Regions from separate parts of the Mus musculus genome. Here region 2 is linked to region 1. Evidence: chromatin loops called from intact Hi-C (ENCODE). Cell type or tissue: left cerebral cortex. All regions are shown on one strand. Region 1 holds the start of Qrich1 (glutamine-rich 1). Region 2 holds the start of Tcta (T cell leukemia translocation altered gene).

Evidence for each region. Peaks named below come from ENCODE experiments on the same cell type or tissue, not always from the same donor. Only the 100,000 strongest peaks of a DNase experiment are listed, where the experiment ranks them.
Region 2: it touches region 1 in a loop (5-fold over the local background); 2 of 42 quality-filtered maps call a loop at or near these places.

What each region holds. Positions count from the first base shown.
Region 1 is chr9:108,513,811-108,518,810 of GRCm38, reverse strand. It overlaps Qars (glutaminyl-tRNA synthetase), which reads right to left. Exons shown (of 24, transcript NM_133794.2): 17 at 4,831-4,918; 18 at 4,603-4,746; 19 at 4,417-4,521; 20 at 4,176-4,268; 21 at 3,938-4,065; 22 at 3,778-3,844; 23 at 3,579-3,704; 24 at 2,870-3,015. The coding sequence ends at 2,965. It overlaps Qrich1 (glutamine-rich 1), which reads right to left and starts at 1,724. Exons shown (of 10, transcript NM_175143.5): 1 at 1,571-1,724. In left cerebral cortex, CTCF peaks have their summits at 806 and 2,000; DNase peaks (open chromatin) are centred at 774, 1,208 and 1,814; H3K4me3 peaks cover 2,576 bases; H3K27ac peaks cover 2,205 bases.
Region 2 is chr9:108,303,766-108,308,765 of GRCm38, reverse strand. Tcta (T cell leukemia translocation altered gene) reads left to right here and starts at 2,607. Exons shown (of 3, transcript NM_001311156.1): 1 at 2,607-3,044; 2 at 3,386-3,440; 3 at 4,513-5,000. The coding sequence starts at 2,822. The coding sequence ends at 4,555. Rhoa (ras homolog family member A) reads right to left here and starts at 2,606. Exons shown (of 6, transcript NM_016802.5): 1 at 2,213-2,606. In left cerebral cortex, a CTCF peak has its summit at 2,228; DNase peaks (open chromatin) are centred at 1,980 and 2,605; H3K4me3 peaks cover 3,254 bases; H3K27ac peaks cover 1,628 bases.

The sequences.
Region 1 (5,000 bases):
TGTATGTCTGCTGCTTGTCCTGAGTTCTTAAGACTTCTAACATTCTGAAGAAGATAGAACAAAGAAGTTCCTTCCATCCTCAGCCTCTTTTTAAGTTTTAACTTTGTTCTTAAAAAAATACAGTATATTAAAAAAAAGTCATTACTATCAAAGTTTGGTTGCTACTAAAAGGAATAAAAATCCTTTTAGCTTGCTTTTCCTCAGGCTTAATGTAACAAAATTGTAAAAATAAACTAGCAGATGTTTTGTCTTAGAAAAAAAGAGCTGTGTATTTCTCCATCACAAACCTAGAATTTCCTAGATAGAAGATCACAGCACTGAAACAAAATGTGGAAAGAAAAAAAAAAGCTGAGAAGAACTTCAGTTACATAGTTTTTATAGTGACAGGCAGATTTTAGAAATTTTTGCTGGACATTTTAGAAATTACAAAGAAAAAAACCGGCAAAGCATTGATCAAGTTAATCAAGGTTAAGAAACAGCCCTTATCAAGAACAGAAAGGCAAGCCCCTCCCACCCACGCGGAGGTGGAAAAAAAAAAGGGGGGGGGGAGGCTGCATTTAAGTGAGGATTTAAAGCGGAATTTTAGAGCTCCGAGAGTTTGATACCATATACAGAGGAGGATCTCTTTCCGGAGCGCACAGAGGTGACGTGTATCAACTGCGCTTATGGAAGAATCGGTTCTAATGGAAGAAAAGCGGGGCCTGGTAATGGTAACCTTCTCTCCTCAGCACAAAGCACCAGTACAAGGTGAGGAAACCCATGGGGACCCAATGCCCTCTCCGGCCAGCAGGACTCGGTTTCCCAAGCAGAGCAGCACCCTCCCCAAGCACCCACCCAGTCCTTGGGCCTCGCTTAAGTAACAGCATTCTTCAGTTAGTACGAGCACTCCTGTCCGCCTCCCGGAGGAGCGGAGCCGCAAGCCAGACCGCAAAGCCGCTATGTTTCTCCGCAGACCTAGGCCACCGCTGCCCCGGACGTCACGAGGACAAGGGCCCAACCCTCAACCTTCCCCAGTCGGCAGGTCGGTCGTCCGCCAGGCCGCTCGCCCGCCCGCCCGTCTGCCCTCCTCTTGGAAGGGGCGTCCGGCGCGCACTCCGGACAGCGTGAGCGACCAACAGCAGGGCGCGCGCCGCAAAACCGGGGGGTCGCGGGGTGGCGCGCGCCCCGGAAGCCGTTCTAGCCCACGGGCCACAGCTGAGAGCCAACGGGGACGCGCACGTCGGGCGGCTACGCGCAACGAGAGGACCGCACAGCGCGCACGATAACGCACGCGCGCGCGCAGAAAAATGAGAAAAAAAAAAAAAAGAAAAAAAAAAGCCACGCTCGTGCGCGCGCGCCTCCGCGCGCCCCCGTGCGCCGCGCCCACCCGCCCCTCAGGCCCGCCCCTCCCCCACCCGTGGGGCGGAGGCTCGCGAGCCGAGGGACGTTCTCCGCTCTGAAGCCGCCCTGAGGTCGCCTGGGCCCAGCGGCAGCGGCCCGCCCGCCCCCGCCCGCCCGCCGTTGTGTAGGGTGGGCCTGCCGCCTTCGAGCCAGAGCCTTGCTGCGTCCCCGCCCTCACCAGAGCCCTCACCCGGCGACGTCACCGCCGCCGCTGCCTCCGTTCTACCCGCCGGCCCCGCTTCACCGCCCGGGGCCTCGGTTCTGCCGTCGCCGCTCCGAGACCGACAGGATTTTCTCCTCACAGCTCCCTGGGCGCCATCTTACATTCAGCCCTCACGGCCAATGGGAGCCGAAGGCCCTTCTCGCGAGAACCGGAGCGTCGGATCCCGCGAGAGCTGCCTGCCAGGCTTAAAGGGAACGCTGCAGCCACAGAGGGAACCGGTTGGAGTGGAGAGCGTACCCCTCGTTGTGGGAAGGAGCGCCACGCCCATGGGCACCCCTCCATGCGGGGCGGGGCTTAGGCCCGGGGTTCAGCATCCAGGGGTATTTTGCCCCTGCCCTGGGTCTGAAAGCATGCTTTTTGAAGCCACCTACGGTGTCCCGCTAGCGCCTCCTCTAGTTGCACAGTTCCACGCGAGGCGGGGCCGGGCCTAGCTCGGCCTCGTGGTTAAGGTGGCCCCCTTTCAAACCCCTGAACTGGGCGCAGCTTTAACCATTGTGCCGCGCCTGGGAAGCGCTCGGGGCGTTAGTGCACGGGAGAAAACAGCTTCAGGAACCCCCAGCACCACCTCTCATCTGAGATCGCTTTGCCACAGTCAGGTCCACCTTAAAGCAGGCCTTGGGTAGCCTAGTGTTTGTATACAGGGAAAATGTGGAAGGCTTTAAAGCTGCAGGCACTCACCTACAGCCTCACCAGAAGCTCCCAGCAACCCAGGGGGCCCTCAGTCTGGGGCAAACCTTAGTGCCTTCTGCACTTGTTCCTGTCCTAGCAAACTCTAATCTTCAAATTCTTCAGAAGTCAATTTCTGAGACGGGGTCCAATCCAAGGGCCAGCATAGCCAGGAATCTCATCTCAGCACCGTATAGACATCCAGGGAGTTTGCTGGGGTCCCCAAACTGGAAAGGCCACAACAGCATTCATGATTTATCTCACTATGCTTAAATAGTTGACAGGGCTTTTTTCTAAATGATCACACGGGGGGTCATGTGTCTCTTGATCTCTAGCCACAAAGACACAAACCTAGATCCCTCCATAGGACTGGTGACTGTGCAACAGCATCTCTGGGGTTCTCAGGTTTATCATAGTAAGTGCTGAGCTAATTCCAGCCATGCACCTGCCTTTGAGAACCAAGTGCAGTAGTGACTTTGTGGCTGGCTCTTTTCTGGGGAAGTGCATTCTTCCAGAAGACATATGAGACCCACCACTGCCAGCTAACAAACTATTTCTCCAGGGTCCTCAGATATTAGAAAGGCAGACAACAGAGAGACGCCAGAGGGATTTAGTTATTCTTTATTGAAACGGAGTGTGGAGTGCTGAAGGGCACCCCCAGCCTCCAGGATGAGGTAGGGCCACATGTATTCAGTTCATATTTTGCCTGGGTCTTCTTTTAGTGTGACAGTTCGGTTGAAGACAATCTGAAAGGCAGTAGAAGAAAAATGACCAACAACCCCGAACCGGGCTTCTTACTTCCCCTTCATCACCTAGGAGGTGAGGTATCATGGAGGTGAGGTACCAAGGTTGTCAATAACTCTGTAATTTCAGATAAAGGACTAGATGCCTGTGCTGTGCCTTAGTTTCATGAGGATTATGACAAACTCTAAGCTTGCCTGCTACTTTGAAGAGTAAAAAAGTTAGGGCCGGGGCTGGAGAGGTGGCTCAGCAGTTGAGAGCACCGACTGCTCTTCCAGAGGTTCTGAGTTCAATTCACAACATGATGGCTCACAACCATCTGTAATGGGATCTGATGCCCTCTTCTGGTGTGTCTGAAGACAGCAGCAGCATACTAACATAAAATAAAATAAATCTTAAAAAAAGTTAGAGCCCTATAAAATTTTGTGCTTGGACTTAACTGGAAAGTAATGAATGTCCCTCCCAACTTATTTGGAGAATGCTAAGGGGATGTAGGGAGAGTGTTTATCACAGTGAACAGCTTCCACCATCAGTACACAGAAGGGTATAGGTGGGTCAAATTAAGCACCTGTCCTTGATGGCTGTCTGGATCCACAGAGAAGTACCCAAGGCGCTCAAACTGGAACTTGTCAAAGGGCTTTGCCAAAGCCACAGAGCAGTCCACTAATGCTCCTTCTACCACTTGTAGTGACGCCTGCAGACAGAGAATCCAAGTGGCTGTCCAGCTCAGAAGCCCACCACCCTCACCTCACATTCTATGAGCCTACCGGGTTCAGGTCACTTAGGAATCCACCAGGCACTTCAACAGGGTCTTCGGGGTTCTTGTGCTGGAATCTGTAGCCAGAGTGAAAGTCAGGCCCTTGCTGGAGAGCCACAGCATGCAATTCCCATCCTGTGACAGTCTCAATTCCAGCTATGTTCACTCACAGGCACTCATAGAGGCGAATCTCACACACCAAAGGCTGTGATACCCAGTGAATAAAGGCCTTGGGCTTCTCTCCAGCATCAGCTCGTCTACAGGTCACCTCCAAGCGTTCCACACAGCCACTGGAGCCCTAGAAGTGAGGAAGATGGAATCAGACCAGGGACCAACATGAAGACTGTTAGCAACACACAATCTTGGCCCTAGCAGGCACTGTACAGAAAGACTGCAGCTGTCTCTTACCCTGACAATATTCTGCAGTTCAATGACATAACCAGTGTGTCTCAGGCCCACAGGCTGGCCCGAAGCTAGGCGCTTATAGCCTGGTTCTGACTCCTAAAGAAAAGAAGCATGGAAGATACAGAAGCTGCAAACATCATCCAAGAACAAGGCTTCTCCCAACCTCATGTTTGTTAGGGATTGGCTCATGTAAAGCAGGAAGGAGAGGCTATTAAAAATAGACCTAGCAGTAAACCCCACTTACCTCCTTAAAGTCGCTTCTCTCAATGAAGACAGTGGAAGCAAAAGGAACCTGGTGGAAACCCTTGGTCTCATCAGCTGGGAAATTTGGCACTCGGATGTCCAAGGGCTGTAGCAGGAGACAGATAGCTGTTATCTCAGATACTCGGCATTCACACATGCTCACACACACACACAGAGGTAGGCCCACCTTGGGAGCAGGAAAGTTGGTGATGACAACTTGTAGTGGCTCTAGAACAGCCATGGCACGTGGGGCTGCATCATTCAGCACATCACGCACACAGGCTTCCAGAAGATGAGGTTCCATTGTGGTCTGTGCCACTGTGACCCCAACCTGGTAGGAAAACTCATCAGTCATACCACAAGTAAAAGGGCCACACCCAGCCTGCTTTCACCCACTAAGCCTACTGAATTATACCCGAGCACAGAAGTTGTTGATAGCCTCTGGTGGAAAACCCCGTCGTCGTAGGGCAGTGAGTGTGAAGAGCCGTGGATCGTCCCAGTCCCTTTGGATAAGAGGGTGGTCAGAAGATCTTAAACAGCACATGCCACAAGAGCTACAACCTCTGGCAGACCCCATGACCACAC
Region 2 (5,000 bases), 210 kb after region 1:
GATGGACTTTTTAAAGGACTATGAAATCACTCCAACAAAACCACTCTCACACATGTACAGACCATGGTCTACTTGATACATGCAAATTCTCACCAATTCCATTTAAAACTGACTCAAAGGAGTCTTGAAAACATTCTAGCTGGACCTCATTACCTTATCTTTGCTAACAGTAAACTCTCAAAACCCGGTCCTTAAGAAAACCAACACACTCAAAGGCAAGGCCTAGCCAGAAAGGAACTACTTACAAAAACATGAAATTTGTTTCCCAAATATGCATAATCTGCATGGTAAAGAACCTGAAGTAACCTGGAAATTCTGATTTTAACTGACAGCACATGGAGAATAACAGAAAAAAAAATAGTTGTAGTCTAACTAGATGTATGACCTTCAAACATTTTAAGTCTCAGCAGGAATGGTGGCACACACCCAGTGATCCCAGCACTGTTCCGGAGGCAGCACTAGGAGCATGTGGAAATTAGAGACCAGCTTTATCTACAAATTAAGTTCCAGGTCTCAGGTCAGACCCAGTGTCTTTTTTTTTTTTTTTAAATTAAGTCTTAGGTCAGTGGTTCTTCTGGTATTATCACACCCACTGTTCTCTCTGCGGAGTAATAAGCCTTTCTCAAGAAAGAGAGAGAGAGACAGACAGACAGACACACACACACACACACACACACACACAGAAGGAAAGAGAAAAAAATTCCCTAAGCTCAGTTCCCACACCTACAAACGGAATTGGTTTGTAAATCCTAAAGTTTTTTTTTTCCTCCCCAGTCTAAAATACTACATCTATTGGGGGTACAATCAGTAGAGTGGATGTTCCTATTCTCCTGTTCAGTAGATTTTTGAGTAGAAGCTATGTAAGTTGAGCACTAGAGTTTGATCCCAAGTTGTAAGGCTGAAATGCAGCTCAGAGATACAGCACCTGTTCACTGTGTCCCAAGCCAACACCAAAGAGGAAAATAAAATAGGAAAAAAACAAGCTCCATATATTTTATGTCCCTAAGAAACGTCACTGCTCCGGAGAAATACTCCAAACAACATCTCAGAGTCTTCAATATTAAGACCTGATCTTGTTTTCTTAGTTTAATAATACGTGAGTCAAATGCTCAAACTAGCCAATGAAAGGTGAAAAAAACATTCCACATGGTACATACACATTTGGGCACGTGACACTAAGTGGCTAAAAATTCTCACCACATACCGCATCCTAAAATATAAGTTTTCCCCTTTCAGACTGGCATGGGGGATGTACATTATACGTGTACTACATATTATACATATATAATGTTATATATAACATGCAAAAAGCACTTATTTCAAAATATACCAGAAGACAAAACCAAATAAATAACTAATAGGTCAAAATTTAGTGATGACTATTAGAAAATACAAGTAGAACCAATTCTGGGGCAAAAAAGAAAAAAAATGGTGTCAAATTTTCCACTATCAGCTACTAAACATGAACTTTTTTTTTTTTAAATCAACTTGCCTGCAAAAAATGCAATTTTACGAAACCGACCTGAAAAGGGGAACCCATCAGTGATTCTTAATTGAAGTAATAACTTTAAGCAGAAATGCATCTATTTTGATGCAACCTCGCCAAATTATTATGTGTTTTTTCGACTGGAAAATACCTTCCCCCATAGAGTCATAACCGCTAAGATTTCAAAACAATCTTTTACTTACACAATCTCCAATAATACGGCACTCAAAACAGAAAATCCACCCAAACCCTCACTGTCTTCACCCGGTATAGAACGGGATTAATAATCCACGTTCAATGCAAAAGGCAAAATGGAGTTGTAAAAGAGTTTCTTGCCTAGTCCAACTCCCGACAGCCACACGCGCTTCGCAGTGGCAGGCTACCCCAGCGCGGTCGCGGACCGGCCGGGAGCCCCCGCCCAGCCCGGCGCAACCCTGAGAGGAAGCGACGAGGAGGGCGGGCGGCTAGGGCTCCACCAGGCCCGGCCGGGCGGGGGAAGGGGGACTGGAGGCGGCGGGGCGCGCTTCCGGGGACTGCGCGGGCGGGGCCGCCGCCTCGGGCGCGGGGCCCCAGGTCAGGGGCCGGGGCGAGGGGCTGCGGGCCGAGAGCAGCAGGTGGGGCGCGACCGCGGGCAGGCGACGGGCCGGAGGCCGGAAAAGTGCTTGCCGATCAGCCGACCAGCCGGGCCCGGAGCCGAGGCGGCTGGAGGGAAATGCTCCTGCTCACCTCAAGGCGAGGACTCCGAGTCCGGCCTCTTCGCGCTGAGGACGCTTGTCCGCGAGTCCGCGAGCTCCGAGCCAAGGACGGGCAGCTCCGTGGGAGACGGCGGGCTATGGAGAGAACCGACGGAGGACCGCGGGCGGCGGGCGGGGAGCGCGAGCGAACGAGGGCGGGCGGTGGCGGGAGGGCGGGGAGCGACGTGCGCGGCCCCGAGCGCCCTGCGGGCTCGAGCTGGCGCCAGTCGCGGCCCCGCGCACGCGCGCACACTCTCAGTTCAGCCACGATTGCTCAAGAACGCATCCACGCCCTGAGAGCTAGACGCTTAACCAATCATGGCAGACGCGTGGAGCATGACGGGAACACCGGGGCTATAAAAGAGCGAGTTGCTATTTTATCCTCACCGAATCACTCATCCTTTAAGCAAGCAGGGTGGGGCTGGGTGCGCCTGCGCGGTTTTAAAAACCCCTCCCCAAACTGCCAACACTTCGCGCAAGCGAAGTAGATCTTCCTTGCCTTGTATTACGCGTGCGCACTGACAGGCCTAACCCCGGAAGACCATACGCTTGCGCAGTAAGAACTACGGTGACAGTACTCCCGGTGGGGCGCTGGCCAGTCATGGCGGAGCCTTGGGCCGGGCAGTTTCTGCAAGCTTTGCCCGCCACGGTGCTCGGAGCGCTGGGCACCCTGGGCAGCGACTTTCTGCGGGAGTGGGAGACACAAGACATGCGAGTGACTCTCTTCAAGCTGCTCCTGCTGTGGTTGGTGTTAAGTCTCCTGGGCATCCAGCTGGCCTGGGGGTTCTACGGGAACACAGTGACCGGGTTGTATCACCGTCCAGGTGAGGCTCCCTACGAACCTCCTTGGCCCGGCTGTCCCTACCACCACCATACTGTACCATTGGGTTCTCCTGTGTCCACATAGACTACCACTGGTCCTCCAGGAGCCTCACTGTACCCAGACTTACAACCCCGTACCATTTTACACCACAAGCCCCTCATGCCCATCATCACGTTGTTAACTGTTTCTCAAAACCCTTCCTGGACAATACCACTAGTCCCTAGTATCCCAGCCTCAATCTCTATTAAACTATACCAGTGGCCCCTGACCTGACCTGGGCTATTGCCTGCTCAGATCCCCACCCTCAGCCTCCTGCAGCTATGGGTGTGTTCCTGCCTCCAGGTCTGGGTGGCCAGAATGGATCCACACCTGATGGCTCCACACATTTCTCTTCATGGTGAGTAAATCTCTGTCTATCCCAACCCCATGCTTGACAGGCAGAGAACTCTCAGCATGTGAGTGCACCAGCTTAGTGGCTGTGCAAGAATCCTTCAAGGCTAATGGTAGAGCTCAGGATTCCAGTTGGGGGTTCCCAGTGGCTTTAGAGCCTCTCATCAGCATGTTCAGTGGGGATGGATGGTGGTGTTACCTTAATTTCAGAAAGGTGATGTGCCAGGTCTATTGAAAACAAATCCCTTGGTTGGGAAGTCTTTCTTTAGGAAGGCAAGAACATCTATTCTAGGCAAGTACTGTACCACTGGAGCTATAACCCCCAGCCTAACAGTCTCTATTCTTAGCATACGACCTCATCAAGTCAACCTCCTAATCTCTAAAAACAACAGCTTACTTATCAGGACATTTCATTCAGCTAATCTCTGAGCTTCTACCACACGGCAGAGGTCACAGTACACCAGAAAACAAGGACAACTCAGACTCTGCCAGGCAGTGGTGGCGCACACCTTTAATCTGAGCACTTGGGAGGCAGAGGCAGGTGGATTTCTGAGTTCGAGGCTAGCCTGGTCTACAGAGTGTGTTCCAGGACAGCCAGGGCTTCACAGAGAAACCCTGTCTCAAAACACCAAAAAAAAAAAAAAAAAAGAAAAGAAAAGAAAAAGAAATAGATAAAACAAGACCCAGTAGCAAGGGGAAATGTAACTTTAGGAGACTAGATCAGGCTGTGATGGTGAACTTGGAGCACAAGGGCAGAAGGAACAGTTGAGGGGCTGATTCAGCAGGACAGTTGCCTGATCTAATTTGCCTTTATAAGCTTCTTCTTATGGCAAGTCGACAAAGGGCTTCAAGAGTGAAAGCAATACATGGATTAGGAAGGTGACCACTGTCTTAGCTAAGCACCATAAGGTAGGAGAATAGTAGACCCAGCAGGGACTACAAGAGATTAGTAAAGAAGTCTAGATTCTACTATAAGCTGTACTGAGCCCAGCTTAGCCAAGAAGGAGCAAAGGAAGAACCAATGTCAGGGACTGTTCCGCGATCGATGAAATAACCTTGCTTCTCTCCATTACTTTCAGGGAGATAGCAGCAAATGAAGCTCTCAAAACGCACAGAGAATAAGGGAAGGCAGCAGCAGAAGGGTCTCCAGAGATATCGCTGGGTCCGCTGGCTCCTATGCTATTTGTTGCTGCTGTCCAGACCCCTTGGACAACTGCAGAGGGCTTGGGGTTGGGGGACTGGAGTACCATGATGCTTCCAGGGTGAGCCTCCACTGCCCTCAGCCTTGCCTCCAACAGCTTCAGGTACTGGGCAGGTGAAGTTTGTCTCTTAACAAAAGGAAAGACTTCTTGTCAAGGGTCATTGCTTAGAAACATTTTGGTTGAGGAGGTCAGTGGTCCCTTTCTCACCTTGGCTTTTTCCTGACTTAGTCATCCCCTTGGGGATGTAATCTTAGAGAAATTGGTCCTTCTAAGAGGAATCTCGAGGTTGGCCAGTTCTGAGATTTAGAAAGAAAGCCAGTTCTCCCATAGACTCTGACTTTCTTGGCTTTGCTTCGTAGGCAAAA